Regions from separate parts of the Homo sapiens genome. Here all the other regions are linked to region 1. The links are chromatin loops, found by intact Hi-C in ENCODE. Cell type or tissue: ascending aorta. All regions are shown on one strand. Links, peaks and the distances in the headings refer to the core of each region. The heading gives the core; the rest is flanking DNA. Region 1 holds the start of LOC124904359 (a long non-coding RNA gene). Region 2 has its middle 89 kb from the start of NGF. Region 3 has its middle 85 kb from the start of LINC01765. Region 4 overlaps NGF (nerve growth factor).

Region 1 (7,890 bases), core at 1,493-6,492:
ACACCCTGGAATATGTGAAAGAGGGAGGCTCGTGAGGAGGCAGGAGGCTCACTGGACAGGGGCACAGAGGTTTGAGGAGGCCAGAGTTGTTCCCCACTGTAAATGAAACTGTCTGCTCCCTCAGGCAACAATCCTTATCCTTCTGAAATAATGAGCTTTTCAGGAAAGTGTGCTTTTTTGAACAATATTTCATTCTTAGGCTATCAGAATCCCAGAGCTCACGGCAAAAACAACCTGAAGCTGCCCTAGCAGCTTCAACTTTGAGGCCACTTCTCAGCCAGCCTCTGTTTTGTATGTGTGGGCCCGTGACTCAGCCCAGCTCCAAATGAACATTGCTTGCTGAAGCTGAAGGGAAAAGCAGAAGAAATTCTACAAGAGGAAAGGTTCCCTGGGCGTGCCGGATCCAGTTCCAAATCTGGCTCTAATACTCCGCATGCCATAAGGCCACCTGTGGCTTCCAAGGATACTTTATCCTTCTTATGGTCTGACCCTCAAAAAATAGCTGCTGAATGTAATAATTAATTTACAGCCACATTTTAAATTCCAAGATGGTTACTGTAGAGCCTTCTCCTTCCCACAGGAGCAGGTGTGACAAACATACGACCTACTTCCCAAAGCCCTCATGCTTTCCGAGTCCTATTGCCTTTGATTTGAAAAATAGAAAACATTTTGAAATTACATTTTCATCATGAATAGCTGGCCTTTGGGATGCCAGTGATCTCTGTGACATGCTACCACAAGTACTTTCCCTGGGACACCTTCATTTTTAAAAATTTAAAAAGTATTTAAAATTATTTATTAATATCTTACTGATACATAATAGTTGTACACATTTTGGGGGTACATATGCTATTTCAATGCATGTATACAATGTGTAAGGATCAAATCAGTGTCACTGAGATATCCATCACCTCAAACATTTATCTTTGTGTTGGGAAGTTACAATTCTTCTCACCTAGCTACTTTGAAATATATAAAAATTATTGCTAAATATAATTTTCCTACTGTTCTATAGAATACAAGAATTTCTTCCTTCTATTTAACTGTATTTTTGTACCCATTAAGCAGCTTCTCTTTATCTCCCCAACCCCCTACACTCTGCGGCCTCCAGTAACCATCAGTCTACCCTCGGCCTCCATGAGATCCACTTATTCAGTTCCCACATGAGTGAGATCATGTGATATCTGCTCTTCCTGTGCTTGGCTTGTTTCACTTAACACAATGGCCTCTAGTTCCATCCATGCTGCTACAAATGACAGGATTTCTTTCTTTTTATGGCTGAGTAATATTCCATTGTGTATATGTACCACATTTTCTTCATCCATCCATCTGCTGATGGACACTTAGGTTGACTCCATATGTTGGCTATTATGAAAAGTGCTGCAATAAACATGGGAGTGCAGATGTCTCTTTGATTTACTGATTTCCTTTCTTTTGGATATATACCCAGCAGTGGGAATGCTGGATGATAGCTCTATATTTATTTTTTGAGGAACTGCCATACTGTTCTCCATAGTGGCTGTACTACTTTATATTCCCACCAATAGTGTACGAGGCTTCCCCTTTCTCCAGATCCTTGCCAGCATTTGCTATTCTTTCTCCCTTTGATAATAGTCATTCTAGCTGGGGTAAGATATGGAACATGTTCCCAGGCAATTCCATCACTCTTTTCTTAGGTTTCAGAGTCTTCTTTTAAGCTAGAAACATCATTTTAGTTAACATAAAAATGAGAGAGAACCTCCTAACGGCCTACTGGGATAAACTCACTTAAAAATGTGGTTCCCCCCTTTTAGGGACTGGACGTGGTCATCAATTTTAATGGCTTTCTAGCAGCAGATGGTTTTACATAATCTGCTAATGACCATTTTTTTATTTGAAATTTTTTTATGTCCCTACATTTATGTCCCTTCAGTATCCCCTGAATGCATATAATAATGCAAATATCTAGAATATTGAATGCAACTTAGTTTTTGGGAAGGGCAAGTGTTTCAGATTTAGGATGTTTTCACATTTTGGAATGTTTGCATTACACTGGTTGAGCATTCCTAATCCGAAAATCCCAAATCTGAAATTATCCAATGAGCATTTCCTTTGAGAGTCAGGATAGTGCTCAAAAGGTTTTGGATGTGGGGGAATTTTGGATTTTGGATTTTCAGATTAGGGATGCTCGATCTGTAATAACAATAGCCAATATTTACTGAGGGCTCACCACAGAACAGATACTATGCTTAAATATGTTCATATTTCACAGCTGAAGAATCTGAGACACCAAGAAATTAAATAATTTATGTAAGATTGCATAGCTTGTGAGGGGAAAAATTGGAACTGAACCTAGGGGAGCCTACTCCAAAGTGCAGTCCCTGAACCCCTATGCTTTCGTTTTAGCAGTAACTGTGAAGAACAACAATGCTCTTAGCTAGAAATTGGTTCATTTTGCAATTTATAAATGGCAGTAGAGTTATTTTTCTTCTCCCTTGAGAAAAGTACTTGAGATGTCTAGAATTGATGATTCCTGGTTTTTCCTCTGAAAGTACAGGGCTGGGAGCCAGAAATCCAGGCCTGCCAACTATGGCTTGAGGTAAGTCTTCCTACCCTTCAGTTTCGTTAGCTGCAATATGGAAATGATTGTCTATTCCAACTTCTTATAAAAATGCTCTGGAGAAATTGTCTCAACAATGTAAGCTACAACACCTCTCTGGTATACAGCTACCATGGATGTCAGGTACAAGTGAAAACCAAGTAAAAAAATATGACCAGCGTGAGTCAGAGTTTTTAACAAGCCAAGCCACCCCCTTGGTGTTCGGCACTGGAATGCTTTCCTTATACATAACATCCAGCCACAATCAGAGCCAGGCTTGGAGACTCTGAGTTCCACAGGGAGAGACAGCTGCAGTCAGGCTGCGATCCTGGAGAGCCGAGTGGCTCCTGCGTGTGTGGGCAACCCCTTCTTGGAGAAAACCTGTTAATATCCTCTGCTCACAGACATGACTTCATGCACCAAGCACACAGTCTCTCCAGTTTTCCAAGGGCTGAGGGGCTCGCTCCCTACTCTGTAACTCTAGAAAGAAGACCCCTGGGGTGTCTGCCCACTCCAGAGAGGGACTGTAACAGGAAGTCAGATGGGCAGGTTGCTGGAATTTGGAAGACACGGGGGCTTCTCCCAAGAGTGCCCTGAAAGAGACTAGCGTGGACAAGGTCTAGGCAACACGGAGCAACCCAAGCCCTCCTCTGCCAGCGTCACTCCTGCCAGGTCCTCTCTTCTACCCTTAGCAACCAGTGGACACAGAGACTTTGGAAGGGCCTCCAGGCCTTGGCCTGGATGCAGAGGGCCCTGAGAAGAGACACAGGTGGCAGTCAGTCTGACTATCCTCTCGCCCTGTCCTCATTTCCCACAGCTGGATCCTCCTGCCCTGCCCTGGGATTGACCACACCTCTGGCTTGGAGGTTATGTCTGATCTTTATCACAGGAAGGGAAACTCGCTCCATCCCCAAGGAAAGAGAACCAAGGATGCCAGAAAGGAAAGCTTCCCCCAGAAGATGGGACAATTTCCCTTACAAAGTCTGGCAGTCATCTACCCCGAAGCAGGGACCTAGACAAGTGTGTCTTCCTGGGGTTCCTCTCAGAGAGGAGAGTCAAGGCTGGAAGGGCTTATTTCTTTAAGAACCATTTGAATGTGCCATGCCTGTTTAGGACACTCTTTAACAAAGGGGTGATAAGAGTTTAATGGGCTGATTTATCTGGAACCTATTCTGAAAAGGAAATACCCAGATCAGTGAATGGTGCCCTGTGACAGTGGAGTGAGATTTTCCAAACACTGGGCCTGTTTGTTTCCTAAAGTGCTATCACCTCATACTGTATGTTGTGCAAATCCATAAACAGCATCCTAGTGTATTTTTCTTCTTGTTTTGTTGCTGGAGAGCAGGTATCTTATGTGGAAAATTATTTACTGAGGAAAAAATGTCAATTTCTACAAACATGTCTATTGTCTTTCTATTTATATTATAAGACATACTTGAAAGGGAAAAAAGGTACCTGACTTCACAAGGACTTCTTGTTGCCACTATCCAGAGAGGCAGCACCGGGAGACAGGGCAAGCACGGACCTGGCTGTCAGCAAACCTGGGTTCCAGGCCAAGCCCCACCAGGAGGAGCTGGGAAGCCCTGGCTGACTGCCAGCCCCAGGTGTTTATCCACAGCCTGTAGTTTCCTTATTCTGCGTGGTGCTAAGTTTCTATGATGACCCACTTCTCTGAACTTTGAGCATGGATCGTGAGTGCCTTTACCACCAACCACTCTGGGCTGCCTTAGGAAAGGGAGATGGGGTGGACGAGGAACGAAAGGTGGGTAAACCCATATCATGCCCTGTGACACCAAGAGCAAGCAGGAGGATTCAGGCCCTGCTGTGGCCTGCTGTTTTCCCTGCCCAGAATCCACTTCTTTTTCTCTATTAGGTAAAGGGAACTCCTCCATTCTCAGCCCATGTGGTTTGAGAGGGCTGACTCACCTCCAGCTCCACGGTGGGCATGAAGCCCAGGCATATGCCCACAAGCAGCTGTCCACAATGACAAGTTCGAGGATGGGCACGAGGTCCAATACTGCCAACGAGAGTTAGGCCTGGGGCATTACATGCATCTGTTGGAATGAAAAAAGCATGTTCTACTTCTGGAGTCACTCTGGAAGTGGAGCCTAGAGCCACTGACGGCCGTTTTATCACATGGAGAAGAAACCTGCTTAAGAATGGAGCCAAAGGAAAGCAGGGCCAAGAGATGGCTCCAGACTGGACTCTGGTCACATCATCTGAGTCCCTGAGACCAGTATTAACCCTTGACCTTTCAAGTATGTAAGTCAATAAAGGTCTGTGTTGCTTTAGTCAATTTGAGTAGGTGTCTGTGATTTGCAATACGAAGAGTCCTGATAGACATGTCCATAAAGATATGACATAATGAAGAATTCCTCATATCTCAGGCAGTGTGTGTATTGTTTGGTTTAGATTAGAAACAAAATCAGGAATGTGGGTGTAGAGCCAGTTCAGCCTCTGGCTCAACACAGGAATCTCCTGAATGAAACACACAATTCTGATTCTTGCCACGATAGTGGTTAAATATGACATGAAGGAGAGCTCACTTTCATCTATGGAAGTCTATTCAACCTTTTGATGTATCTAATCATAAAGGTTTTTATGTGGAACTGACATCTAGAGCTGTGAAATGGTTATCAGCCCTTTGTTTCTGGAGAAACACAGACTGAGGTTGCTCCCGGGGAGGTCTTCCATCTGTAGCGCCACGCAACGGCCCCTCCCTCTGATGGAGCGGGGGCCCCTTACTTAGACCTGTAACTCAGGTTTCCATCAGAAAGTCATGAATTATTACTGAGAGGCTTGACTCTGCCTCTCACTACCTCTTTTGCCATTTTGATTTCTTCTGTCCCTGAGTTTGATTAGGCAGGCTTAAAAATGTTTAATAATGTTTCTTATCTTTCTGTTTCTTTCTTCTTAATTCCTTCTGCAATCACTGTGGGTTATACCCTAATTTGTCCGGCCTGATTATATCAATAATCTGCTTTTTTTTTTTTTTCTGTCCTGGGATTCCCCTTTCATTCTACTTCTGCCATAATAATCTCTTTAAAGTACAGTGCAGATCATACCCTACCCCCGGCCCCAAATCATTCTTCTACTGTTTACCAACTTAACCCTGACATTCAAAGGCCTCTATACTTGTCCCCTTTCCCTCCCCAACATTCCAAATCCTACTGCCCACCATGCCCTAGTCCTCAGACCCCAACAGAGCCCCCAGCCCCTCCCAGCTTGCTAATCCCTCCCCACAGCCATTCTTTGTGCATGCCTTCCCCTCAGCCTTTCTAGTCCCCATTTTTCCTCTTCTCCATTGATTACAGCCTGGTCTTTAAAACCTAACTTAAATCCTTCTTTCCTTACCAGTTTAGAATGACCTCTAATGCACCCACTGCAAATACCACTTAGCTGGCATTTAGTCACATACTAATTTTTATTGTAATTTAAATTGTGAAGTCTATGAGTCTTTTCATTTATATTACAAGTTACATGGGGGCGGTTACAGAATTCTTATACATTTTTGTGTGACAGCAGAGCCCAGGACTGTGAATGCTGGCCAATGGATTATATTTAGGTTATACTGATAGGTTATATTTTTTTGTCTCAAATGTCCTTGCCCTGTGCATACTTCCTGGAAACCATGTGGGTAGAAAGGAGCATTTCAGTTTTATGTCTACGGCAGATTCCTCTGCTTTTTCCTTGTCACAAAATCCCAATCTTGTCCAAGTGTCACAGGTCCTATGGGGAGCCCAGGCCCCTCCCCAGGCCCAGGGGAGGGTGTGAGGGTGTGAATATCAATTAGTCAGAGATCCAATCATAGTAATTCGCTTCTTGGCCATGATTGGTTTAGGCATGAATACAGAATGCAATTTTGACTAATAAGCTGCAAGGGGAAATGTGTTGGGAGATTCTGAAAAAGGTTTTACTCATTCAAAAAAGGGACCCTATGAAGCGAAATTTGCTTTGTTCTCTTTTGGATGTTGCTGTACGAGAATACGATGCCTGGAGCCACTGCAGCTATCTTTTAAGGGGAGATGTCTAAGGACACTGAAGACAGCAGAGAGGGGGAAAGAACCTGGGCCTTTGATGACTTTGTTCAGCTCTGAACGAATTCTGGAAAGTCCCCATCTCCAGACTTCTTTTACTATATTTCATCACTGTTGAGATGATTTATTTTTTGGTATATTTTAACAATGCTGAAATTAGAATGCATCTTTTATGGTATGTCATAGCTAAGCTAAACTGGTAGCATTTTTTCCTTTCTTAATGGAACCTAAAATAATTGAGTGTTTTACAAAGAGCCACATCTAAGATTTCCTGAAATGTGGAATGTCCTTATTGTTATCCATCTTTAGTAGGTTTTCTGCTACTCTCCTCTAAAAGTATCCTAACTGACACAGCTCTTTTCCTCGCAGGAGGATGCTGTGTGGGAAGAGTGTTTGTAATAAGAGGTAGCACAGCTGCAGGCTGGCCCTTCGGGAGGATGTCCCTGCTCTGAGTGGGGCCTGCGCTCTCTCTCTCATGGAAGAGACTCTACTCTTCTTGTGATTTAGAGCAAATGACCTGTGCAGGATGCTCTTCCTCCCTGCCATAGAGGTCACCACAGCAACTGAAGCTTACTCTATGGCTGGTGCAGATCCTAAAACAGCCAGTATATGGGGGTGCCACCTTTAATGACAATTGTCTTGGGCTTTTTGAAATCTAGAGTCTTAGTCCACTTAGCTGGGGAATGAGGAAAGGTCACAGGAAATGCTAGAATTAGGTCAACTAATCCCAGGGCAACAATGCTCAGCCCCTACTAAGAACACTGCCTTGCGGGTGGAGGCTGCACCCCACCCCACACTCCTCACCCCTTCCTACAGAGGTGGGGTCAGAGCTATTGCCCCTTCCTGCTGGAACCTCTTCCCAGGGGAGTCCCTCTCATCTCCTCTCCCTCCATCCCTCCTCTCCCTCATTCTTCTCTCTCCTCCCCTCCACTCTGCAGTCCCTAGTCATGGAGAGACTGAGATTAGCACCTTCAAACCTGTATTTTGAGTTATGTTTTTTCCTAGACAATTTAAAATATAAGATCACAAAATAAAATCCTACAGGGGTCCCGTGTCACCCCATATAGACTAGTGAATGACACACTTGTGGTGTACCCACTTTACTCCAGGGGCAATAGGGAGTTTTCTCATTCTTTGAAATAAATTTTAGCTGCATTTCCTTGAGACTTCTTTCCTTGAAACAAAGCACAACAGGCTGCTCTTACCAGCCCCAGACTCCCTTGATTTTGGAGAGCGGAGGAACAGACCGTGTGAGGGCAAGGGGAAGGGGTCACC
Region 2 (7,890 bases), core at 1,705-6,704, 360 kb after region 1:
AAACCATCTGGGTCTGCAGATTCTTTTTTTGTAAAATTTCAAATTATGAGTTCGATTTCCTTAGTAGTTATATATTTAATGTTGAGTGAGTTCTGGTGGTTTGTGCTTTTTGAGGAATTGGTCCATTTCACCTCAGTCATGAGATTTACATCTGTAGAGATAGAATCGTTTGTGATACTCCTTTATCATCCTGTGTGCAAGGTCTATAGTGATGCCCCCTGTTTTTCCTAATATTAGAAGTCTGTGTCTTCTATTTTTCTTTGTCAGTCCTGCTAGAGGTTTGCCAATTTTATTCCTCTCTTCAAAGAACTAGGTCTTTGTTTTGTTGACTACCTCTATTGTTTTTCTGTTTTCAGTTTCATTAATATCTGTTATCTTTATTATTTCCTTCCTTCACTTCACCTTCTTTGGGTTGTTTTGCTTTTCTTTTTCCAGATTATTGATACGGGAACTTAAACTATTTAGCTGAGGCTTTTCCTCTTTTTAAATGTAGTAGGTGGAGATGAAAATGCCAGCTCCCTAGTTAGCCCTCTCAGGCGCCACCCCAACAGCAGGTGGGGGAAGCTGGGGCACCTCATTACATCCCAGAGAGGGTGGAAGCCTAGGCTCGCCACTTGATCTTTGCTGGTGTTTTTGGGGTTGAGAATCAGTTTTTCCTCTGCTATTTGACTGGAGCAGAGCAGTTTCTGTCTATAAGCTTTATTGTAGCTTTCTAGGTTGCTCTTTTCCCAGTACTTTGGCTAGAGAGAGCAGGCTTTTGTTGGGTTTTTTTATGTCTGCACCATTGGTGTTCCCCTGTTGCTGGCTTCTCCAGCACCCAGTCTGGGATATGTGAGGCAGAAAGCAAGCCTAGGCAACTCAACTCTGTGTCATTTTTTGGATCATGAGGTCCCTAGTCTGTCTCCCTTTTCTCTCACCCTTTTAGGGTCTTTTTTGTTGTTGTTTTACGCATAATATCCAGGGTTTTTAGTTGGACCAAGCAAGAGGAATGGAGGAAAATACATTTATTCTCTTCCCAGAATCAGAAGTCTGAGTCCAAAATTGTAATGTGACCAGCTTATTGAAGAGGTTGAATCAGAAAGCAAACTTTACATTCCTTTCATTGCTACCCATCAAATAGACCGTCAGATCCCCCTGCCCTGGATGATGTCATTAGCAGATCGTTGTGCTTTTCAGATCAGTTTCATGTGTGAACGTTCTTAATTTTCAGGGATTAAATCCAAACTAAACCAAAACTTCAACTTATCCACTTCAAACGATTATTTTTTCTTTCTGCCCCATCAGGCTTGATCTCAGTTTGGCAACCTGCATAGAGGAGGACTTCACTTTCCTTTCTGTTTTTTTCTGTCTCCCCTCTAGCTCTCTGTCTATCGCTTCTTTTCCCTCCATGGTTGGGATCAAAAGAGGGGAAAATTAAAGGAAAAGAGCAAAGTGTTTTGTTATGGGCTGGAGCTGCTGGAATTAGATGTGAGTGCACTCTGCCTGGAAGGTGCCCAGATGGTGCCTCTCGTTCTCAATTGCAGGTCCTTCTGAGTCCGTGCTCTGGTGGGGACCACAGATACTGCAATCTTTTTTCTGACATGGGCCATGCAGTCTCTGGCTGGCAAACTCTGTCTCCTGGCAAGCCACTGCCTGCACCAAGTGGTTTGTGCTGGGGTTAATTTGCCCCAGCTGGGCAGACATATAGGAAGGATCCTCTCAAGACAATTCAAGACCAATCATCTTCTGCAGTATCTGTGCTAGCCCCAGGAGAAAGCAACCTTGCTCAGTCACTGTTGAAAGAGTAGCTTGCCCAACTTCAGTGCCTTGTTCACTTTTGACTCTAGTAAACGGCACTAGTGGCCTTCTCTCTTTTAGAATTTTCTGGAGGCAATTCAGGCACTGGTGTATTTGCTCTACAAATTCCAAGGGACTCTTCCATCCTGCTCTGCTGTGGCCTTCCAGCAGCACCAGGGCAACAGAATCTCTGTATTGGCTTGAAGAAGGGGCAAGAAAGCACTTTCCCTGAAACCCCATGAGAAGGGAAAAGAAAACTCAGGACACTGTTAAGTCACTTCAAGGAAATCTTTACTCCTCAGCATCCTTGATCAAGCTCTAGCCTTCTTTTATGTATAGGCTAGAGGTGGGACAAGAACCATAGAACTATGGTAGAACCACCTCTTAGCAATATGGATGGCCTGGAAGTTTCTTTAGAAAGTGGAGTTGTCACCTTGGGCGCTCAGGTGTAACTCAGAAAACACAGGTAAAGTCCCATTTAAAATTCTGTCACAGTAAGAATGAAACATCACACTCCAAAACATGCCCGAGTCTATGGCATAGTGGTTTTGAGACACATGTCTGTCTCCCAAATCACATTTATCTTCATGTGTAGTTTGAGTTTTAGGTTGACCCACAGCCCACCCAGTGGCTAAGTCATGGCCTCATTGTAACACATCTTCATGTGCCCTGTGGAGAAGTGCATTTAGCATGGGCTAAATGCAACTGGACAGAGGAAGCAGGACATTAAAGGGAAAGCCATGAGACAGGACAACTGGAAAGTGACTGCACAATTCACAGAAAAGTGAATTGGTGAGAGCCTTCTTCAGCCACAGAAGTTGTGTAAGTCTGTGGGGCAAAAAGATAGAGCCTCACATAGCATTGGGTTCTACAGCCTAAAGCCTTTGTCCCATGCCTACAGCCGTCTTCCTAGGAGTGCCCATGACAAGCCCATGTTCCTGTGTGTATTGTTTCAGCCCTGCTAGTTTTCTTGCTACACATTTCACGGCATCATCCTCAAAATAAAGAATGAGGAATTTGCTTAACATTCCATGTTCTATCGTGGCTGTTCACCACGCCGGTTACTAGAGTCTCCATAAGTGATGCACAGGGATCACCAGGTTTTAACAAGTCTGAATAAATAAAACACATGCAGCCCTAAGATTATAGGGTGTTCACTTGTGTCTTAGGGTCTTGTAGTGTTGAAGGATCATTATTGTGAACACCAATTGCTCTTGGATTGGTAGCTGCAAGGAAGGTCAGCTAATAAATTGTCCAATTAAGAGAATAAACTTTTAAGGAAGCCGAGGACCCCGAGAAATGAGGTGGTTTGCCTAACATCAAGCACTGGGTGTGCAAACCTACAGCTGACGTGACAGCTTCTGGGTTCCCATTCCTTTGCTCTTCCCTCTAGCCAAGGAAAAATAACCACTAACACTGAGGAGACAGCCTCTGAGGTTTAGCTCATGACTGACATGTGGGTCAAGTGTGGGAAACTGAATAGACTCCAACACCATAGCCTGACATTGCTATTCACCCCCTCTACTAAGAACAAACTTCCATCTAGTACGTGACATCTGAAAGGAGGTATCTCACGTTGCCTGCTTGGGTGGCAATTCATTTGGGAATCTCTCGGGGAAAGCACAGAGCAGAGCTGATTTATGGCACCACCACAAGGTATCACCACAAGCATCAGGACCAAGTAGAGGAAGCACCATAGCCCAGCCCGGAGGCCAGCATTCCAGCCTGTGAACAAATCCTGTGGATTGGAATGCTGCTGCTAACCCAATGTGCAGGGACTGCTGGCCCATGTGGAAGCCTCTGACAACAGTTTCCTGTGAGAGACCTGGGCTCTGGGGAGGCCACTTCCTGCTGTGTCACGGTGATGTGACCACGAGGGTGGGAACTGAGCCCAGGAAAACTTCCTTCTGGACAAGGTCGACCCTGGCTTACGCTGAGTGCTTTTCCCTGAGATATCAGGGCTTCTGTCACCCTGTTCAGACCAGCCCCTCTGGCCACTGCCCTGCCAGGATCTATCTTATGGCACTCTTGGGACTCTAGGGCTAAGAACTGACCAGATTTAGAAATTTTGATGACTCAGGTACATGGGAATTTGAAGGTCTCTCAAGCTATCAACAAAGCAAACAAATAAAAAAAAAAACACAAAATTTCTCTTAGAAGACAAAAATGTCAATGGGATTTTTTAGGCAGTAAAATCATGTTGATTTTTCCTCTTTTTATTTTGCTGTATTTTCCAAGCTTTATATTACTTTTATGCTGGAAAAATAAACTTTATTAAGAAAAAAATGCTCACAATAACACCTAATTGATTCAATTTAATTATCCAAGGGACGCCAATAAATATTATCAGAAAAGCTTTATAACTTAGCCGGCCAGGAGGTTGACTACTGGGTGGGACCTTTTATTTCTCTGGGCCATGTTCCTCAGATATTGCCTGTTCACCAAGCCTTTAGTTGTTACCATGTCACAAAACCCCTACGTTTCCTAACAAAGAAATTTTTGCATAGCTTTCTCATCATCACACAAGATGGAAGACAGCCCACCCATGTGATCGTATAAGAAAATCACATGACTTGCATCTGTTCAGAAGGAGCAATGACATAAAGATAGTAGCTGTTTCTTGTGCTTGGCTTCAGTCGCTCTACATAGATCTTTAACCTTTACAACAAGGATTAAGGGGAGGTGATCTAAGGTAAGGGTAATCTACCTTAATTCTTATTGTAAGGATTAAGCTGCTGGGCTTGGATCTTGGCTTGATTATTTTTAAACTCTGCTATTCAGGTAGCTACTTAATTCCTTTAGTCTCAGTTTCATCATCTATAAAATGATGAAAATAGTACTACCTATCTAATACAGTTTTATGAGGATTAAATGAGGAACTCAGGTAAAACACATAGCATGGTACCTGGCTTAAAGTAAGAACTCCATCTCTGGTAATTATCATTATTTTTAAATATATAGTATGGCAGAGTGGGAGAGTAAAATTAAATGTATATAATATGGTCTCTGCCCTGGTGGAATTTATTTGAATTATAAATAGATAAGGCTCTGGCTAACAAGTGCCTACATCCCTAAGTTTTCAGACCAACCCACAGTTGAATGTTCTCTTCCTGCTTAGCTCCTGTGATTGGGATCTTTGAGGGGAGAGTGTTGGAGGACATCACTGGCCAGTCAGGTGGAGGACATCTGATGTCTACCCATGACTGCATACACTACAAATCATGAGGCCCACAAGGTGTGTCAGCTCAGATCGTGGGGTCATCCGTATTTACCCCTTAGAATGGCTTAAGTTATCAGGAAAAACCACAGTCTAATGGAGATGCCCTTTCAAGAAAATTCAAATCTCAAGGTAGATTCTGGTGGAGGAAAGTTCCAGTGAATGCCTTTATTGTTGCTTCTATTGTGGCTTTATGTAGTTAAACCCAGAAAAGTTAGAGTTTCCAAATATGAAGCCATAGGACAGAGGATAAGAAAGAGGAAAGAACAGAACAGCCCCTGGGGCATTTTCCACATTATTTCAGGATCCAGGTTGCTAGGTGTCCACATATGATATCTTCACCAGGAAAGGAAAGAAGTTGAACACACTACACACTCAAGACTTTTTTCAGCTATTTGTCAAAGTTAGTACCTTAAAGAATGAAAACAGAGGCAAAGATAGCGCTGCTGGAATTTTATATTCAGAATCCACCCAAAACAGAAATATCTGGGCAACCATGGTCTATAGAGTTATTCTTACATCTGAGTCATGAGGCTACTCAACCCAAGGGAGGTCTCTATAGGCCACTGAGATGTCTGAACTGCTCTTTTCACCAGCAATAAGGAGGAATGATTCTGCATTAGATGGGTCAGTGAACACTTCAAAGGGCTCTATCTCTGTATCTCTTCTCACTCTCTACATTCTTCCTAAGTGAAGTCATCCACTTCCTTGGATTTACCTATCACATATGATACGTTTTGAAAAATGTAGATACCACAGTCAAAGAAAAACTCTGTATAACCCACCAAAATGCCTCTCCTATCTCCAGACCCATTGGATCAGTGACAAATTCTTTCAGCTGCAAATAAGAAAAATAAAACTCAATTTACAGGTGTGTGACAGAGACTGCTAGTTGTTCACCAAAATTCATCCTTTCATAGAAGCTGGAATATGGTTTCCTGGTTACCATACATTTCCCAGCTTGCCTTGCAGTTAGATGTGGCCAGTTCTTCCAATGGAATGTGAATGGGAGTCATATGTTTGGCCCGTAAAACCTCCCAAAAGAGTAGCTCTATCCTCATCCCCCTCTGACTAACTGTGACTCTATGCCCAAGATGACTTTGGGAGCCATGTGTTATGAAGAGCAGGGCCTCCATTGGCTGTGTCCCTGAGCTTTCCACCACCTGTGACCTGTAACATCCAGCCTCAGCCACTCAAGAACAAGCAATGTGTCTATTGTGTCTGAGCCCTTACTTTTGGAGCTATTTATTAGCCTCATATATCCCATCCTTTAAAAAGCAAATGTCTAACCTAACAAACCATTTTTATCTTACTTAACAGGAAGTTCTGAGGCAGTAGATGGTAGCATTTATTCAGGTGCTCAAAGATGCCATCAGGGACTAGGTTCTCCCTTTGTGCTCCAGCATCCTAGTGTACTGACTTCCTTCTCTCACTCTTGGCTCGTGGTCACAAGTAGGCTGTTGCAAGGAGATATGTTGGATATGGAAGTTATGTCTCCCTTCCATGCAAGAAGAAGGGGAAATGGGCAAAAGTCCCTCTTTATTCTTCATTAGCTGGAACAGATGAGTCACTTGCCCACAATGTGACGAAGTGGCCAAAAGGAATGAGATTAGCACAGGTCATTTAGACCAGTCATAAGTCATCCATTGGAGTTGGGTCTATACCCTTCTAATATCAAGTGATCTCTGCTTTTAATGGAATACTTTGGGGTTCAAGCAGAAGGAAAGTGTCATATGGGAGATGATTGTTGTCTTGGTCCATGCAGGTTGCTATAATAAAATACTGCAGACTGGGTAGCTTACAGGCAACAGAATTTCATTGCTCACAGTGCCTGCAGATTTGGTGTCTGGTGAGGGCCCACTTCCTTCATAGATGGACATCTGCTCACTGTGCCCTCACATGATGGAAGGGGCTAGCTAGTTCTCTGCAATATTTTTATAGGGGCACTCATTCCATTAGTGAAGTCTCTGCCTCATGATCACCCCCAAAGGCCCCACCCCTAATACCATTACCTTGGGGGTAAGATATCAACATATAATTTGGGAGGGGGTAGGGGCACAAACATTCAGAGTATAACAGTTGTTGTGGAAGCAAAGATCAAAATCTGCTGCACTCACACAATCAGCTGCTTGCTGGGCCTCTCTGACACACCAAGAATCATCCTTAACACTTTACTTTCTCTTACCTCCATATCCAGCAATCACCGAGGCTGATTCATTTCTGTCTTGTGACTATCCCTCTGTTCTGCCTTGTTTCTCCCCTCCCATTCTCTTTCTCCATTCTCTGCTATAGCTGTCTCCAGTCCACTCCACTCTCCATTTCTCACACAATCCCTGGAAGGATCCTGCAGAAACTCAAATTTCACCCCACAACTCCCCGGGCTTAAATTTTCCAGTAGCCACTCACTGGCTACAGACTAAACTCTTGTGTGTGAAATCTAAACCCCTTTATGATGTGACTTCTGTCTTTCATCCACTAACCAGCAAAACCACATTATTGTAAGTTACACACACACACATACACACTCCTTCCCTCTCTCTTTCTCTCTCTCTCCTCTCTCTTTCTCTCTTTATGCCTCTATTCCCTCTTTCCAGACACACTTTCTTTTCCTTTTTGTCTGTCCTACCTTAAAATTTAGTTCCGTCTTCAAAAACCCCCTTCCCTGCCTATTCCCCAGTTCTGACTTAGGCCCTCTCCTATGTCTGCCCTGCAAACTTGTCATGCTTCCACCAGCACAAATGTTCTAAGCTATTCCAGTTCCTTGTCTATATGCCTGTTCCCCATTACCCTGTGTTCTGCCTGAGAATAAGGGCCATATCTTGCTCACCTTTGCAAGCCCAGTGTCTCACCCACTGACTGCCACAAAGTAAATACTCTTGTAAATAAATATAAAATAA
Region 3 (7,890 bases), core at 1,670-6,669, 120 kb after region 1:
ACAGGTCAGGAAACTTAGGCTCAGAAAAGTTGCCTAAGATCCCACAGCTTTTAAGCTTTTAAGAGGCAGTTCTGTTTCACCCTAAAACCTGCTGCTCTTAATGACTTGTACATATTGTTCCAACCCTAGGGTGAGTTCTCTGCCCTCTTGGGAGCATCCTCATTTTGAGATCAGGGGTTCTTCATCTTTTGACTTTCCAAGACCCCAAACCTCATCGGAGCACAGCAGGTACAGGCTGGCAGCAGAAGGAAGGGACAAGATCTAGATAACAGTGTGTGGGTGCAGATTCAATAAAAGTAGAGAACTCAGTATTGTGGGGGCCGAGTGACCAGGGCTTGTGATGGACTGAAGGATGGATTGCGGCAAGGCTGTGATATAGATATGATTTCTCATCAGGCTCCAAGCCCTTTAATAATATCTCCTCATGGTCCTGGTTTAGTGGGCTACTCTTTTAGATGAGCCCCACCTCTGCTGCCTATTCCAAGAATGTGATGAGAGAAGGGTGCTAGAATTATGATCACATGCTTTTGAGCTGGAGGGGTCTCAGAGCTCATTTAATCCAATTTCCTCAGGTAATAGGCAAAGAAAATGAGAGATAGAGGAGCTTCTGTGACTTTCCTGAAATGGTGGCAAGACCGAGACTGGAACACAGGTCCCTGTTCTACCCAGTGCTCTTTCTCTGACATCACCTCTCAGTACTCTGAACAGGATTACAGGCAGCTTGAGAGTCTATAAATTTGGGATAAAATACAACAAAGCTTTCATCTTACAAGTCCACACAGATGGGCTACTCCTTCCCCATCCTCTGGCCCTCCTCTCCAAGTAACCTATCTCATTATTCCATTCTAGGCCCTTGGGACCCATCCTCCCCCGTCCTTTATTTGTGTAGTCTTATGAAGAATCCGCAGCGTAAGAATTACTTTCTAACAATGGCATCTAAGAGTGGAAAGTTTAACTGTAAGTTTGGCGGGCAGAGCAAGCATTGTATTCATCTGCAGATGGCCTTTCTCTCTCTTTTGGCATTGATAACTGTCAGTTAGTTCCCCTCCACCCCACAAGAACCTGTATTTGGCAGAATAGATATGTCAGCATTCTTGTAAAGTACATTTTTTCTTTGTGAGAGGCCTTGCAAAATGAGTCCTTAGCTTTCTTCCACTGGCTTCAAAGTGTCTCCTCCTGTGAACATGCTTGATTCCCTTTGGACTATGCTGTGATGAGGTGTGATGTTATGGAAAGATTTAGTTCCTAAAGTCAGATAGCTCCTAGGTTGAGTCCTGGCTCCACCGCTTTAATAGTAGTGAGACCTTGGAAAAGATACTTAGCTCCAAATCTTGACTTCCCTACCTGTAATATGGGAACATTGGGGATCACTCAAGAAAAGGTATATGAAGGGGCCTCCCACGTAAGATGGTCTGGATGCCTCCTGGAAAAGATAGCTTTATCTTTAGGAAGCTGAGGAGATTTGGCTGCCAGTTGTTGCCCGAGAAGGGTAAAGACTTTAACTTCAGGTAAACCTCACAGTCATCGCTTTGGTACACACGTATTTGTGTACCATAAATAATAAATAACAAAAAATAATTGTTTTAAATAAAAATTTTTTAAGATAAAAAATATTTTTAAAAATAATATATTTAGATAGATATTTTAAAACAATTATTTAAATATAATGTATTTAAATAATTTAATTTAAATTAAATAATTAAATTATATTTAAATTTATTATTTAAATATTTTTAAAAAATAATTATTTAAAAATATATTTAAATAATTATTTTTAAAAATAATTATTAAAAAATATTTTTTAAATAAAAAATTGTTTAATAAAAAATAATTTTTCTCTTGCTGTTGTCCATGTTATTTTCCTCAGCGGCATCAGGGAGAGTGGTTATCACCTAGGGGAACAGCAGGGCACAGTGTGGGGAAGTGTGGCTCACAGAGTCCTGGTCCTTCCCCCAGCTGCCATTTACCAACCATCTGAGACATTGGGCATGGTATTTAACTTCAGCTTACTCATCCGGAAAGTAATGGGAACACTTACGTGTCATGGGGGTGACTAGAGGATTGATGGGATGGTGCTTGTGGAGCACTTACCGTTCAGGGCCTGGCATATGGTAGGTGTTGCTTACTGAGTTGGCATAATTTCTGAAATCCTTGTTTTGAGGGTATTTCTACATTATTAACGATAAGCAATAGATGCTTACAGGAACCTCCCCTAGGAGGTGATAATTTTCCTGGTTCCTCCAAAGTTTTTCCAATTGGCTGGGTTATGTTTCTGGTTTTGGAACGCAGGCCTTCCTTAGCAGGAGGGTCCCTGGTCTATGTAGCAAGCGTTGCTTATTCTTGGTTCCCTCCACTCTTTTTGGAGGTTGAAGCTTCACAATCTTGAGCCTTGATATGACTTTACAGAGGAGAGTCTGGTAGAGGGTGTGTTGCTCATCTTGGACCCTACTCGGGATAGGAGAGAGAATAGGGTTAATTTTCAAAGTGCCAAAATACCTTTGCATATATTGTTTCCTCTGCCTGGAATGGCCTCGCTTCTTCTGGTAAGTCCCTAATCATCCTTTAAGAGGCTTTTATTTTGGTCAAAGCGTTTTCCAGCCACCCTCAGTAAGTTCCATCACTCCCTCATCTGTGCACCCCTCTATTTAAATTCCTGCCATGTGTGGTCCAGGTGGCTCTGCTGGCTGTCCAGCTTTATCTCTGACCCCCTCAGCTGCCGAATTCTATGCCCCAGTCTTACTGTGTCCTCTTAGTTTCACAGGTGCACTAGGCCTTCCCTTCCCTCTGAGCTTTCATACCTAGTCCCTCTGTGTGTGACACTGGCGCCCTCCTCTGACCCCAATTTCCTTGGCCCCGCAGCCCCATGTGGTGAACTGCTGCCCATCCTCAAAAAAACCAGTTAAACATCCTTCTCCTGGTAAGAAGTCCCTGTGCTCCCAAGCCTGGGGTCTTCTTATGGGCTCCCGTGAAGCCTTCCCACAAACCCCATCACGCTTTGTGTTTTATATCCATCTCCCCAGCTCGACTGTAAGTATCTTGTGGGGAAGGGGCTGTGTATCTTTCTCCCTATTGTATCCCTGAATCTAGTACAGGCCTGTAGCAGCCATTCATCATATTAAAAACCAAAATCGATTTTCATGTTTTCTTCCCCCAAGATTGCAAGGCCCTTATCTGTGTTATCATTAAGTCCAGTGGTTAGCACAGTGCCGGGGGCTTCTTATTAGGGCCAACTTACAGCATGAACTCCTAGGCCCTGTGACAACCAGCTCCGAAGTTACTTTTTCCCGAGCAATCAAATTTCGCTTTTTAGCATCAGAGGAGCAAGAAGCTGGAAGGAGTCCCAGAGCCCCGGCTCCTTTGAGAAGGCTTCAGCTAACTTCCCCTCCCTGGCGGGTGCTCCTGCATGCCTTCCCTCCTTCCTCTCTTCACTTCCACTTATCCCCACTCCCCACCCCCTACCCAGTCAAGCTGTTATTGGCAATGAATGTAATGTTTCTGGGCTTTTCTTCAGGCTGGGACTCACTCTCATTGTGCTTAAGATCATGAATCAGTTTTGTCCATGCTTGGTCCTGCCAGTGTCAGTAAATGATCTTCTAAATCTGGTCATTGCAAACATGACTCTATCCTTTTCATTTGATCAATATGTTGAGCAACTAGGTCAATGGGAGTCGCCCCGTGGATTCCAGGCCCATTTATTAAAAATGTGGAACAATTTAAGTTCTTGCTGCTTCGACTGAAAGTTGTAGAGCACATGTTGTTTCCAGCAGGCTTCAGGGCTGGAAGGTCAAGTTTCAGATGCGATTAATTCAGTGTAAAGGTGAGCCTGCCAGACTTGGAAGAAAGAAAAACTGACAGCTGATTTATGATGTGGCTTTTAAACAAATCACCCCTAAAACCCAGCTCGTTTCATTATGGCAGAGGTTCAATTTGTATTAAAGTGTCATCCTTGGACACTGAGTGCTGCCCCTATAGTCAGCAGCTGGAAGAGAGAAATGGAATTTCAGCGGTTCCAGAAACCCTCTCCACAATGCTTGGCAAAAGAAATACTGGTGCCTTCAGTTCCCTCTCATATCTACTTAATGACAAAATGTACCATTGGCTGCTGGGCATGTGTGTGACTGCACAAAAATAGCTCTGTGAGTCCCCATTCTTGGGGCCAAAGGAGAAACACCTACTCACAAACTGCCCTTTGCTTTTGTGGCCTGGAGGGGTTTCTGGAGGTGAATGAGATTAGGAGTAGTGACAGGTATGGAGATGAAGCTGCTCTATGCTTTTGGGAAGTGACACCTGCCTGGAAATGTTGACGGGGTCCTTTTTTCTAATTAGCATGCTTCAGTTTACTGTGTGCTGTGCAGGAAATAGAAAGCACACGTCAGTGCTGAGGAAAGGAGAGTGTGACTAAAGCCTTCTCTTAGGTTTTGGGGAGGGCCTGATTTCCAGGTATTTCAGTGCTTAATGACAGACTGCCTTTCTGTTCTAAATATGAAATGGAACATTTCGCCACCATCCAGGCACACTGGAGCCTGAGGTGGACCTCCCGCCCTGCTTCTCCCAGTATGGCAGTGTAAGGAGTGGCCCTCAGACAGAGACTAGTTTCACTTTCATAGGTTTGGTCTTCCCATCTCTGTCCCAATAACAATGACTCAGTGGCAGAAAAAGTGGAGTCATTTCTGAATCCCAGACACACTGCCACATGGGCTCCTAGTTAGTGGACAATCCAGGGAGTAGCTGGCGGACCGTGAGGGAGCCAGCTGTGTGGCTAATGTGGGAGGGCGATGCTGAGAGGCAGGGGCTCTGAAAAGCCATGGTGACAGGGGAAGAGAACCTCTCTGTGAGGGGTGTGTGCACATGCCCGTGTAGGTTTTTGGCCAAATAATGCAGGGTAATGAATGCTCTCACATCCTGGGTTTCCAGGCTGTGCTCTGCTCTCTGCTTGGCTTAAGGTAGACATGTAACCGAAGATTGCTCCTAGGATGGGCAGCGCTTACTCTGGGTGTTTGCAGACAAAATGCCTGTTAGCATTTTGTCTGGCTCTGGAGCCCTGAGCCAGAGACGCCAACATCTCTTGGCTGGGCAAGTGGCTTCCTGGACTGTGGAACTGAGTCCATAAAAGGAGAATTTATGAACAAACAAGAAAACCTGTCTCTTTTCTGCAATGTTGAAAAAATACATTTTCAACATGATGTCTTCACTGCTGCTGTTTTCTGGTAAACCAGTCAAATTTAGTAAATATACTATAGTTCCATATACTATATATAGTATATATGCTATATACTATAGTATATAGCTATAGTATACAAATATAGTATATAGTATATAACTATAATATACAACTATACTGTAGTTCCCCACTGAGTCTACAGTGGGGTCACCTCCCACCCCCCTACCCCGACTGCCTCCAGCAAGCTGTTTGTACTTCTCATTTTGCACATATCACATAAAATGCAAAGCTTGGGGGCATTTACATTTGTCTATGTCCTCAGTATGGCTTGATGAAGAGAGTTTGAGCTTTAGAGCCAGACAGACTCAAATTTGAACCAAAATCCAACTTTTCAGTGGCCGTGTGAGCTTGAGAAGTCTAGTGAAATTTTCCTTGTCTGGCTTTCCTTCTCTGTAAGATAGAGCCACTCTTATTTCAGGATGATAGTGAAGATTAAGTGGGGCAATGCATAAACTGTAATTCTACTGCAATGAGAGGCCTGGCAGAGTGTAAGCCTCAGACTTCATATTAGTACCCATCTCTCTCTCCACCTCCAACTAGATGGTCATTCCTTAAAGGCAACATGGTATCATATGCATTTGTATTATCTCTCTTCTTGCCCAACACTTAATCCATTGCCTTGTATCTAGTAGGTACTCAAATAATGAAGGAACACATTTTATTTTAACTTCAAAGTGGAGTGAGAAGTGGACCAAAGGTCAGGTGAAAGGAATGTCTAATTGGACTAAAGCCTCCCTACTTGAAGTGGGGGTCAATGACCATCAGCATCACCGGATAACTAATTAAAAATGCAAAATATCAGGCCCCACCCCACAGCTACTGAACCAGAATCTGCATTTTAACCAGAGAGCCAGGTGATCCATGTGCATGTTGAAGTTTGAGAAGCCCTGGTCTAGAATGTTGTGCCAATAACCAGGTACTAAATAAATAAATGAAGGAGTAAGATTAGGAAGCTAGCAAAATAACTGATTAGAACACTACTGGTTTTATTTAAAAGGAAAAAATCTATTAAATTGAAATATAATACTAAGAATTTCAAGACCAATGGCAATTTTATGCCAATTCTAACAGACGTTGTCCTTGGCTATGATTCCGCAGCTGCAAACGTGGACTCTCTGACTTGTGTTTCCCTCTCCCTCTCTGAGCCTCTGTGAGCTCTTCCCTTCTGTTGCCCTCTGCAGAAGGCCATCTCTACTCCCTAGGTCTGGGAGCTACTTGGGGTCTCCCCAGTGAGCCCATATGCCAGGACGCTCTCAGTTACCATGGCTGCCTTCAAGTGCCCAGTGGGGATCATGCTCTGCTTTCCACAGAACGTGTATTGTTCTTGTTTGGATCACTGCCCTAAATTCAAGCTCATTCAAAAGTGCCTTTGAGAACTTGGCTCTCTCTTGCATCTGTCCTTCAGAGTTGTGTGTACCTGGAGGGCAGCCTGGGGACCATTGCTTCCAGGAAGACGAAGCATCCCTTTGTGTCTGTCTGTCTTCCTTCTGGGTGGGGGTGCGTAACGTTTCCTGCCCTCTTCTTTTGGATTGTTGCTTGGCAAATCATTTCATCAAGTCATCTGCTTGAGCTCTAAACTCTGTGGCCGCCTATAAAAACTGTTTCCCAACGGTGGTAGAAACAAAGGTATGAGCACCTGTGGATTCTATCTCTAAAATATCTCCCAAATGCCTCTGCTCTCTGCCTTGACCACCACCACCTCTCTGGGCCACCACCTTCTCCTGCCTGGATGACAGCAGTACCCTCCTGGCTACATCCCTGCAAGCTGTTCTCCCCATAGTGAGTCAGAGATCTTTTCTTAAACATAAATTGGGGTGTCTTTTTCCTGCAGAAAGCCCCCAGTGTCTCTGCACTCCCCTTAGAATGAGATCCAAACTCCTTCTGGTGGCCTCCAGAGGCTGCTGTGACCAGGACTGTCTGGCTCTGGGGCCCTGTCACCTCTTCCCTGTCTAGTGTGCTCCTCTTCCAGAAGGATTTGCTGCTCTTCCAGCATCTCACACCCACTCAGCTCTTTCTTGCCTCACCTGAGATGTTCCTTCCACAGACAGGCCTTCCTATCACCTAGTCATCTCTCCTCAGCTCCTTCCTTCATTCAGCCATCACTTTTCTAGCTGTGTTATTCATTCATTGGCTTTCTCTTTGTCCATCTCCCCTACTAGACTGTAAGCTCCATGAAGGTGGGAAGGTGCCTGCTGATTCAACAATGTCTGGAATGGGGCCTGGCACATACTAGGTACTCAATAAACACCTGCTGCATTGAATGCATGAGCCTATTGTGTGCTAAGTGTTTTCTGCTGAAATTCCTTTTCCCATATTGATTTTCTTCACTCCTCTGGGTGCCCTCCATCAGGTGGATGGACTTCCTTCATGAGGACTTCCTAACCCACTATAGCCTGGAATCATCTTCTGTCTTAAGATCTACTGTCATCCTATTCATCAACAAATCTCTCACCTCATTAAAATAGCTTTCCCGCTCCTCCCCTGCACACCCACACTCACATGTACACACACCTGTTCTTTCTGTGTTGGCGGGACGTTGTTATTCTTAGGGGGTGGTAAGGAACAGTGGTTAAGTGTCCAGGCTCTGGAGCCAGACTGTCTGGGTTCAAATCTTGGCTCTGTCAATTACTTGTTGGACAGGTGATTTAACCTCTCTTTGCCTCAGTTTT
Region 4 (7,890 bases), core at 1,900-6,899, 260 kb after region 1:
GAGAGGGAAGGCAGAATCAAGTATGGTTTCTAGATTACTCTGTGGGAATAATTATGTCATTATCTAAAGTAGAGAAGACTAGGAGAAAAGTAGCTTGGGGGTTAAAAAAAATTCTAAATTTGAGATGTCCTTTAGACATCCAAGTAGACATGCCAGTAGAATATAAGAGTCTGGGGCCCAGGGGAGAGATCCAGGCTGGAAATGAACATCCGGAAGTCGTAGATCGTAGCTCATGCCTGGGGAGGATGAGATCATCCAGGAAGAGGGCGATCTAGAAAGGAAAGCTGAGCTCTAGGGCACACCATATTTAGAGGTTCAGAGAATAAGGAGAAGCCAGCAAACGAGGCCAGGGAGGAGGACTAATGAGGGAGAAGGGACATTAGGAGAAGAGACAGGGACATGTGTATTCCTGAGGTGTCCTGGCACTGTTGTTACATCTGCCTTAGACTGAGTAGTTGGGGAGCTCCTCAGGCATTCGTTTGTGTTCAATGGTGGTGGCAATGGTACTGAACTACTATAAGGTACTATATCCAAGTTTTAGACAACCAAACGATTGAGCAAAAGCCACCTTGGTTAATCTTTAAGAAATAAGTGGTACTGATACCACTTTATAGCCGAAGAAACTGAAAATGAGGGCACTATAGCAACTCGCTTTCCATCACATGCACTTTAAGCACGACTCCTGGGACTGGAACCTTGGAAAGCCTGTTTCCACATTCATGCTTTTTCTGTGGTGTTCTTGGCCTCTGCCTCACAAGGTTCCGCTCAATGCCTGGCACAGACCTCCATTCTGACCATGGCAGGAATACCTCATCTCTGCTCAAGTTTATGTGAGTGCATCTACATCTGCTACTGCGTTTGGAATGGACCAGGAGGAGCCAGAACTGCTCAATACCAGGGCAAGTGACTGTCAAGATCCCTCATGCAACTAAGGCCAGAACCAGCACGAGCACCTGGAGTTTCACACTCCTGGTCCAGGTTTTCCCATCTTACCTTCTGTGTCTACAACCAAGATGTTTCCCCATCCATCAACCATATCCAGTGCAACAGCCCTAATAGATATGCAGGGGAAGTAGCATTATTCTCATTTTCCAGATTAAGAAACAGAGGCTCAGAGAGGTTCTGTAATTTGCCTAAATTATACCACTAGTAAGATTCTGAATCAGGAATAAATTCCTCATCTCCTAAATCTAGGTATTACTGAGCTGAAATAATCTATCCCTGACTTAGCCATTAGTTTTTATTTCTTACATAATAACTTTCCCAAACCATAAAAGAAAGAAGATACAAACAAACTTTTCTAAACACCAGTATTGCCGGTCAGAATTCTGTAATAGGTTCATAGTCGTTTAAGAAGTCAAAATGACTGGAAGATGAACATTTTGTGCACCATGTCAACTTAAAATTATTATTTTTTGGCTTAATCATAAAGATGCTTTAAAAAGAACCTTTGAAACATATTTGTGTTGCTTTATGAAGCTCTCTGCTTTCTGACATCTCCTGCTCTTTTTTGGAAAAGTTCAAAAACAGCACTTGAAAACCCCACCCCCAAAATATTTTCTTTCATTTCCAAGACACAGAGATGCTGACACATGGGCATGAAATCTGAAGTCAAGCTTTGGAGTCTGACCTCTTCAAAACAGAAAATGAAAACATTTCTAGTGTTCACACTTTCCCTGTGAAAACACAAACACAACACTCTTGAACACAGGTGAAAGGAAAGGTAATTCGTTTCATGCGTAAGAAACATTCTTAGTGGTGTGTCATTTCAGGGGCAATTGATTCCATTTGTCATTGCAATTTTCAGAAAGGGTGGAAATACACTCTCCCCGCCACCTTTTCAGCACAAAAAAAGTAAGTCAGCCTTTGCTTTTTCCTTTAAAAACAGGTGCAACAGCAATGAATTTAAACATCTCTCTGCTGGCTTGTTTGCAGTCCACTCCAGCTCCCTGGTGCTTGGCTCAATATCATTCACCTGCTTGGGAGGTGGGGGCAGGGCATGATGTGACAAATGTCTCTCTTCTGCTATAAATATTATTTGAAATGGACAACTGGCTTGGCGACATTAATTTTACAGGCAATAGTGGAATAAGCGGTGGAGAGAAGAGGATACACTTAAAAAGATGAACATTATCCCTAGAAGCAGGTCTCTTTTCTCGCCTTCTGTCCCACTACCTTGCAACCTCAAATAGAGATATCTTAGCTGCCTAAAAAGCAGCATTAAATCTTTGGTCTGGACAGGAATTCAGCATTTGAGAGGAGATGTCACTAATAATCCTCTCTGAGTACTAGCGGTGAAAATGGGGCCCAGTGGGAGGGCATTTTACTAGGGAGAGAGTTGGAATGAGCCCTGGGGGAACAAGGGTGAATACAGAATGGGGGCAGGCTAAGCTTCCATGAGAACTAAGAGGTAGGCAGTTTGTCATCACTGATCTGTCCTCAGAGGCTACATTAGCCAGGCTCTCAAGAAAATTGGGACATGTCACCTTTGTGGCCCTAAGGTAGAATCTTGGTGTGGGTCACTCTTTCATGTGCCCTCCACTGGGAACCAAAGGTCTGAGGTCAGTGATAGATTGCCCATTGGGTTGAGGGCTGGAGTTAGGATCAGGGTTTACCTGAAGGTGTCAGCTCCAGCATTCACATTAAGAGCCTTTAAACTGTTTATACCAGGGGAGAAATTGAAACCCTCTGCATTGTGGCAGCCTGGAGCCTCGCTCAGGAGAAAATGTTAGACTCTCTGCTCTGGGCAGAAACTTCTTTAGAATTTTGACAATATCAACATTTTAATGGTATCTTAGCCCTGTTGTTCTTATAAAAATATACTGAAGGGGAAGGATATGATTTTGTGGGATCAGAAGCTCCTGCCAAAGTCACTGAACCCACACTAGGACCAAAGCGTTTACCCCAGTGGCAAGGCCATGAAAGGCCATGCTACCCAATGTCAGTGCCCAGTGACAGGGAGGAGGATGTCTTGTGCCCCTTGGACAATTACTGTTATGGTCATGCTTGGGGAAGAGAATCAAAGAAAGATGGCTTTGCAAGCATGAAATGGGAGAAAGACAGTGCAGAAGGTGGGGCCAAAGACAGGATACGATTATTGTTGCTTCTTTGCTGTGTTTGCCAGAGAAAAAGCAAACCTTAGGGATAAAAACATTGTCAATAGTTCTGATGAGGTTGAGTAGTTACAATGAAGATAAGAAAGAGGGAAGAGGAAGAGGTAGAAGAGGAAAAGAAGAGGAGAAGGAAGTAGAAAGAGGAAGGGAGAAGGGAAAAGAAGAGGAGGAGGAAGAAGAAGAGAAGGAGAGGAAGAAGAGAAGGAGGAGGAATGGGCAAGGGGAAGGCAGATGATGACAGCAGCTCTCACTTACTGAGGGTGTCCTTGGTGGCAGGCACAGAACTTCATAGTATGTACTTCATACATCTATGTATGTACTTCACAGATGTACTTCATACACTTTGTCACTTAATCTACACAACAGCTATACAAGAGAGAAACTAGTCTCACCTTACAGATGAGGACATTGTTGCTTAGAGAACAAAAGTTACCCAAGATCACACAACTGCAAATCACAGAGTTGGGACTTAACCCCAAGCTTGCCTGGCTTCAGAGCCATCCGCTGTTCGAAATCATGCTGTTGTCTATGCCAGTGGCTTTCACACTTTTTTTGACTATGACTTATAGTAAAAAAAATGCATTTTCCATCATGAGCCAGTTTGCATATATATGTATATGTACATACATACAGTACAACTAAAACAAAAGTTTCATAAAAATTTTCCCTTGCTATATCCAATGCATATTAATTTTTGAAAATGTTACTCTATGCTCTTTCATTTTTTTCCCTAATGAGAGTTGCACACTAAGTTGATTTCACAACCTGTATTTTGTTTTCTTTTTTCTTTCTTTCTTTTTTTTTTTTTTTTTTTTTGGAGGCAGGGTCTCACTTATCTTGCCCAGGCTAGAGTGCAGTGGCATGATCATGGCTCACTGCAGCCTCAACCTTCTGGGCTCAAGTGATTCTCCCACCTTAATCTGCTTAGTAGCTAGGACTTACAGGTGTATGTCACCATGCCTGGCTAATTTTTTTATTTTTATTTTTGTACAGATGGGGTCTCACTTTGTTGCTCAGGATGGCCTTAAACTCCTGTCCTCAAGTGATCCTCCCGCCTCAGCCCCCTAAGTGCTGGGATTACAGGCATGGGCCACACACCCGGCCTTCAACTTGTAAAAACATTTTCTGTTCTCTGCTCTATGGCAGTTGATTAGAAGTGTCCTTGAACTCCTGCTTGATCTTAGTGGATGCTGGGCAGCATCTCGCTTCTGAGGCATGCAGCTAATTGTGTACTCTGGACCATCCCTCTGGCAAGAGGACATCATTAATAAAATATTTCAGAAATTACAAATATCTGACAAAGCCATTTGCTTGGAAAAGAGTCAGTCCAGGAAACCATCCAGAATATATAATCACTCATCTCAGGCACTGACTGCTAATATTTTAGGCAATTGATGTATGCTTTAGCAAAAGAAACTATTTTCTCTGTTTTCAGAACCTAAAGAAGTCATCTGTTCTGAAAGGCTACACACAGTCGCCATCTAACAATAAATGGTAAAAGAAAAGAAACATGCAAGGTGTTGTGGTGACTCTATCAATCCACCCTCCAGAGTAGTGCTGTCTTTCTCAATTTGGGGTGAATACAACCAGGATCTGAAATTAGATTGCTTTTCAGAGGAGCATGTACATCTCCACCCTGGTTTGGGATTTCAGGGATGATTTTGTTTCAGCAGCTAGGGGCAGTGGCAGGTTGGTTGAATCACATTTAGGTCATGGAAAGTGAAGTCTGATCAGGTGGCTCAGCTCGAGTCAGCCCTGATGGGCTGTGGACTCGGTGACTTCACTCCAAGCAATGTGCACGCTAATTGAGAAAACATGTTCCTGTGATGGCCTCATGCAAAAATCCAGATTTACGAATTTTTTTTATTCCTAAGAATTCCTTAAATATTTGCCGTGCGTGTCTATACAGCCTCCTGGAGTACTTCTCCTTACTGAGTAGGGTTGTGATTTCTGCTGTGGCCCAGGTCAGGCTTTTAAAGGGTGGGATTCTGACAAAGGGCAACTGGGCAAGCAGCCACAGGCCTCGGGGAGAAGCAAGAAGAGGGCAGCAGAGGAGAAAAATAACCCAGACCTCCTGTGCTTTTCCTGGGGCAGAAAAAGCAATTCAAAATCCTTGAAAAGCAATTGTCTGCAATGTCAATGAGGGGGTCCACATCGGGAAGGGGCCTCAGCTTACTGGGCATTGGCTATATTCCAGACTCTGAGGTAAGAACTTTCCAGCACTCTCTCCTTTCCCCTTCACAATTGCCCTCAAAAATCAGTTGGCATCATGATTCCCTTTTACAGATGAAGAAACTGAGGCTTACAGGGGTTAAGTAATGTGCTCACAGAGCTAATGAGAAGTGAACTTGGACCTAAATCCAGTTCTATCTGTGTGCCAGGACTCCTGTAAAATCCTACCTGCCTATGGGACAGCCCCTCACTGCCCTCCGAGGAGCCTCCCTGAAAGCCTTCTTGACATCCAGACCTGTCCCTCTTGGAGGTCATATATTCACAGAATTAGTACTTCCACTAGTTCCAGTTTTGATACTGCTTGCAATTGCTCCATGTGTTAATTCACATAAGAAGATTAAAAAGCCTGCAGACAAATTTTGTTTGGTCTGTACCCATGTGTGGAAAGTGAAGAAATTTCAGAGTTTTGGCTTTTCAGTCTCAAAGTTTTGGCTTTTCTTGAAAAGTTCTTGAAGAGATCTGTATTGGACCTATAATCCTTTACAGCAATGGTTGGCCTGTCCCTTAACAATGAGGCATAGCCTCTCTAGTTTTTCACAGCCCCAGCAATCTCTGGCCTCAGCTCATTTATATTCTCTCATGAGCCACTAAGCCTTTTAGTTATGACTCCTGAGCAAGCTCCTTGGGGCAGGATCATGATTTATATTTATTTTGAGTCCCCAGAGTGCCCAGTGTCCCAGGTAGCATATTAATAAGGATGCTAATTGAGAGAAGAAAATCTATCCAGTAGCCTCATACATGGTGGGCCCCCTCCCCTGTGGGGCGAGGACAATCTTCCCCTTTAACCACAGGTTCTATGTAATTCAGCAACAGCTGCTTAACCCTTGGCTCTTGGTCTGGGAGAGCAGAAATGCCCCACTGCCATAGCAAAATTCACTTTCTCTTTCTTTTCTTGTAAACTTGAAGAATTCCTAAGACATTTAAAATCCTAAAGACACAGAGGAGTTGTTACGTGGAGTAAGGAAGCAAAACATTCTTAAAGCTGCAAGCAAACATGGTCATTCTCAAGAAATGCCTTATTTAGAGAGCATTGCATAACATTTCTGAAATAAGAGTCTGAGGAGAAGTTTGCCTCTGAAAGAAAATTACAGGAGAACCTCCGTGAGTCTTCTCTTACCCAGACATTACAAGGCGAAGATAAATCGCAAGATGAAATGTTTGGTTAAAATTCTATCAAAATGAGAATGTTAACTACAGAAGGTCAAAATATCAGTGAGTAAATTCCTAGAGAAGTCTTCAATGCAACCAAAAAGATTTCTCCTCCCAAAACAGAAAAGCTATATATGCACAGATACATTAAAAACATACAAAAAAGATGTTATCCTACCTGAAATTAAAAAAAAACAACTATGAAGTGGGGGCTCCCCTCAGATCAGCCCTTCCAAGGGAGAACGTGAGGGGAGGAAGCTCATGTTCGTTGGTGCCCCCCTCATGCCAGGCCTGTGCTGCTGTTTTGCCTATGCCTTCCCACTTAATGTGCACAACAGCCAGATGACAGCATAGCTACTACTAATATCTTTGTCTTACAGATGAGAAAACTTAGGGACAGGAGAGGCCCTCCTATGTCTCCACTTTCCTGGAGTACCCCGTCCTTCCCCCTGCTTATCTAGTCCAGCACCTCTCAGGCAGCTAGAAACAGTGTGACTTCTTTTTCTGAAAGTGTTCTCCATAATCCAAAGGGAGCCTGTCCCACTTGGCATCACTCATACACAATGGGGGTTCAATACATATCCATAGTGATGAGGCAGTACCTCAATCGTTGACCTCTCAGCCAGGTCTGCTCAGATCCAAAAATGGGTTGGCATTTCACTAGACTGAGCAAGTGAGACATGCAAGTCACTCCATTACTAATGAGGGTTGTAATCCATCTGTAATGATGAAGAACTGAAGTCAGGACAGTCTCCCCCACCCCCTAACCTGGGCAAGGGCTGAGCTCTTGAGACCATCCTCCCTGGGCTCACTTAGCAACTGCACACAGAGGGGAGGTGACCTATACCACCAACTCTGACTACTGAAGGAGCAGCCAAAGGAAATGGGAAAATCAGCCCATCTGTACTGACAACAAATACTTCGTGGTTATTGGGAAACTGTTCCTGTAGTAGTGGATTGAAATTGCCCAATGTGGAAGGGCTTCTGTGTGAAACTTGGGTGGTTCATTCCCACTGATTTCATAGCCAGCTTCTTTCATTCGCAGGGCTCTCCACCTGCAGAAGCCACCACAGGCGGTGCCAAAAGTGCCAAAACATCTCAATCTGCTTAGCCCAGTGGTGGATTTTCAGGGAAATCCTGACTGTCTGACTCTGACTAATAGTACTACTAAAAAAAAAAAAAAAAAAAAAAAGACTTCCCGCACGTGAATGCGTTGGCTACAGTCTTAGGCAATTCAAAAGCATTGTTGCTAGTTCCACCTGACAGATTTCATCATCAGATCAACCTCATTTGGGGAGGGAGCTCCTTAAGACTTTCTTTCTTTCTCTTTCTTTCTTTCTTTCTTTCTTTCTTTCTTTCTTTCTTTCTTTCTTTCTTTCTTTCTTTTCTTTCTTTC

The links. Peaks named below come from ENCODE experiments on the same cell type or tissue, not always from the same donor. Only the 100,000 strongest peaks of a DNase experiment are listed, where the experiment ranks them.
Region 2: it touches region 1 in a loop (3-fold over the local background); 2 of 110 quality-filtered maps call a loop at or near these places.
Region 3: a loop joins it to region 1, with 2.2 times the contacts of the local background. A loop is called at or near these places in 2 of 110 quality-filtered maps.
Region 4: it touches region 1 in a loop (4-fold over the local background); 2 of 110 quality-filtered maps call a loop at or near these places.

Annotation. Positions count from the first base shown.
Region 1 is chr1:115,064,816-115,072,705 of GRCh38, forward strand. The region is part of intron 2 of TSPAN2 (tetraspanin 2); the gene reads right to left. It overlaps LOC124904359 (a long non-coding RNA gene), which reads left to right and starts at 4,081. Exons shown (of 2, transcript XR_007066474.1): 1 at 4,081-4,182; 2 at 4,452-4,874. In ascending aorta, for the core only: a CTCF peak has its summit at 4,610; DNase peaks (open chromatin) are centred at 2,906 and 4,556; H3K4me3 peaks cover 915 bases; H3K27ac peaks cover 4,457 bases.
Region 2 is chr1:115,422,857-115,430,746 of GRCh38, forward strand. No RefSeq gene overlaps it. Among named protein-coding and RNA genes, the nearest start is that of NGF, 89 kb to the left of the region's middle. In ascending aorta, for the core only: no CTCF peak of the experiment used is centred there; a DNase peak (open chromatin) is centred at 3,615; H3K27ac peaks cover 2,752 bases.
Region 3 is chr1:115,180,503-115,188,392 of GRCh38, forward strand. No RefSeq gene overlaps it. Among named protein-coding and RNA genes, the nearest start is that of LINC01765, 85 kb to the left of the region's middle. In ascending aorta, for the core only: no CTCF peak of the experiment used is centred there; DNase peaks (open chromatin) are centred at 4,129 and 4,599; H3K4me3 peaks cover 1,888 bases; H3K27ac peaks cover 4,179 bases.
Region 4 is chr1:115,325,837-115,333,726 of GRCh38, forward strand. All of the region lies in intron 1 of NGF (nerve growth factor), which reads right to left. All of the region lies in intron 1 of NGF-AS1 (NGF antisense RNA 1), which reads left to right. Among named protein-coding and RNA genes, the nearest start is that of NGF, 8.5 kb to the right of the region's middle. In ascending aorta, for the core only: a CTCF peak has its summit at 4,779; a DNase peak (open chromatin) is centred at 4,855; H3K4me3 peaks cover 1,150 bases; H3K27ac peaks cover 5,000 bases.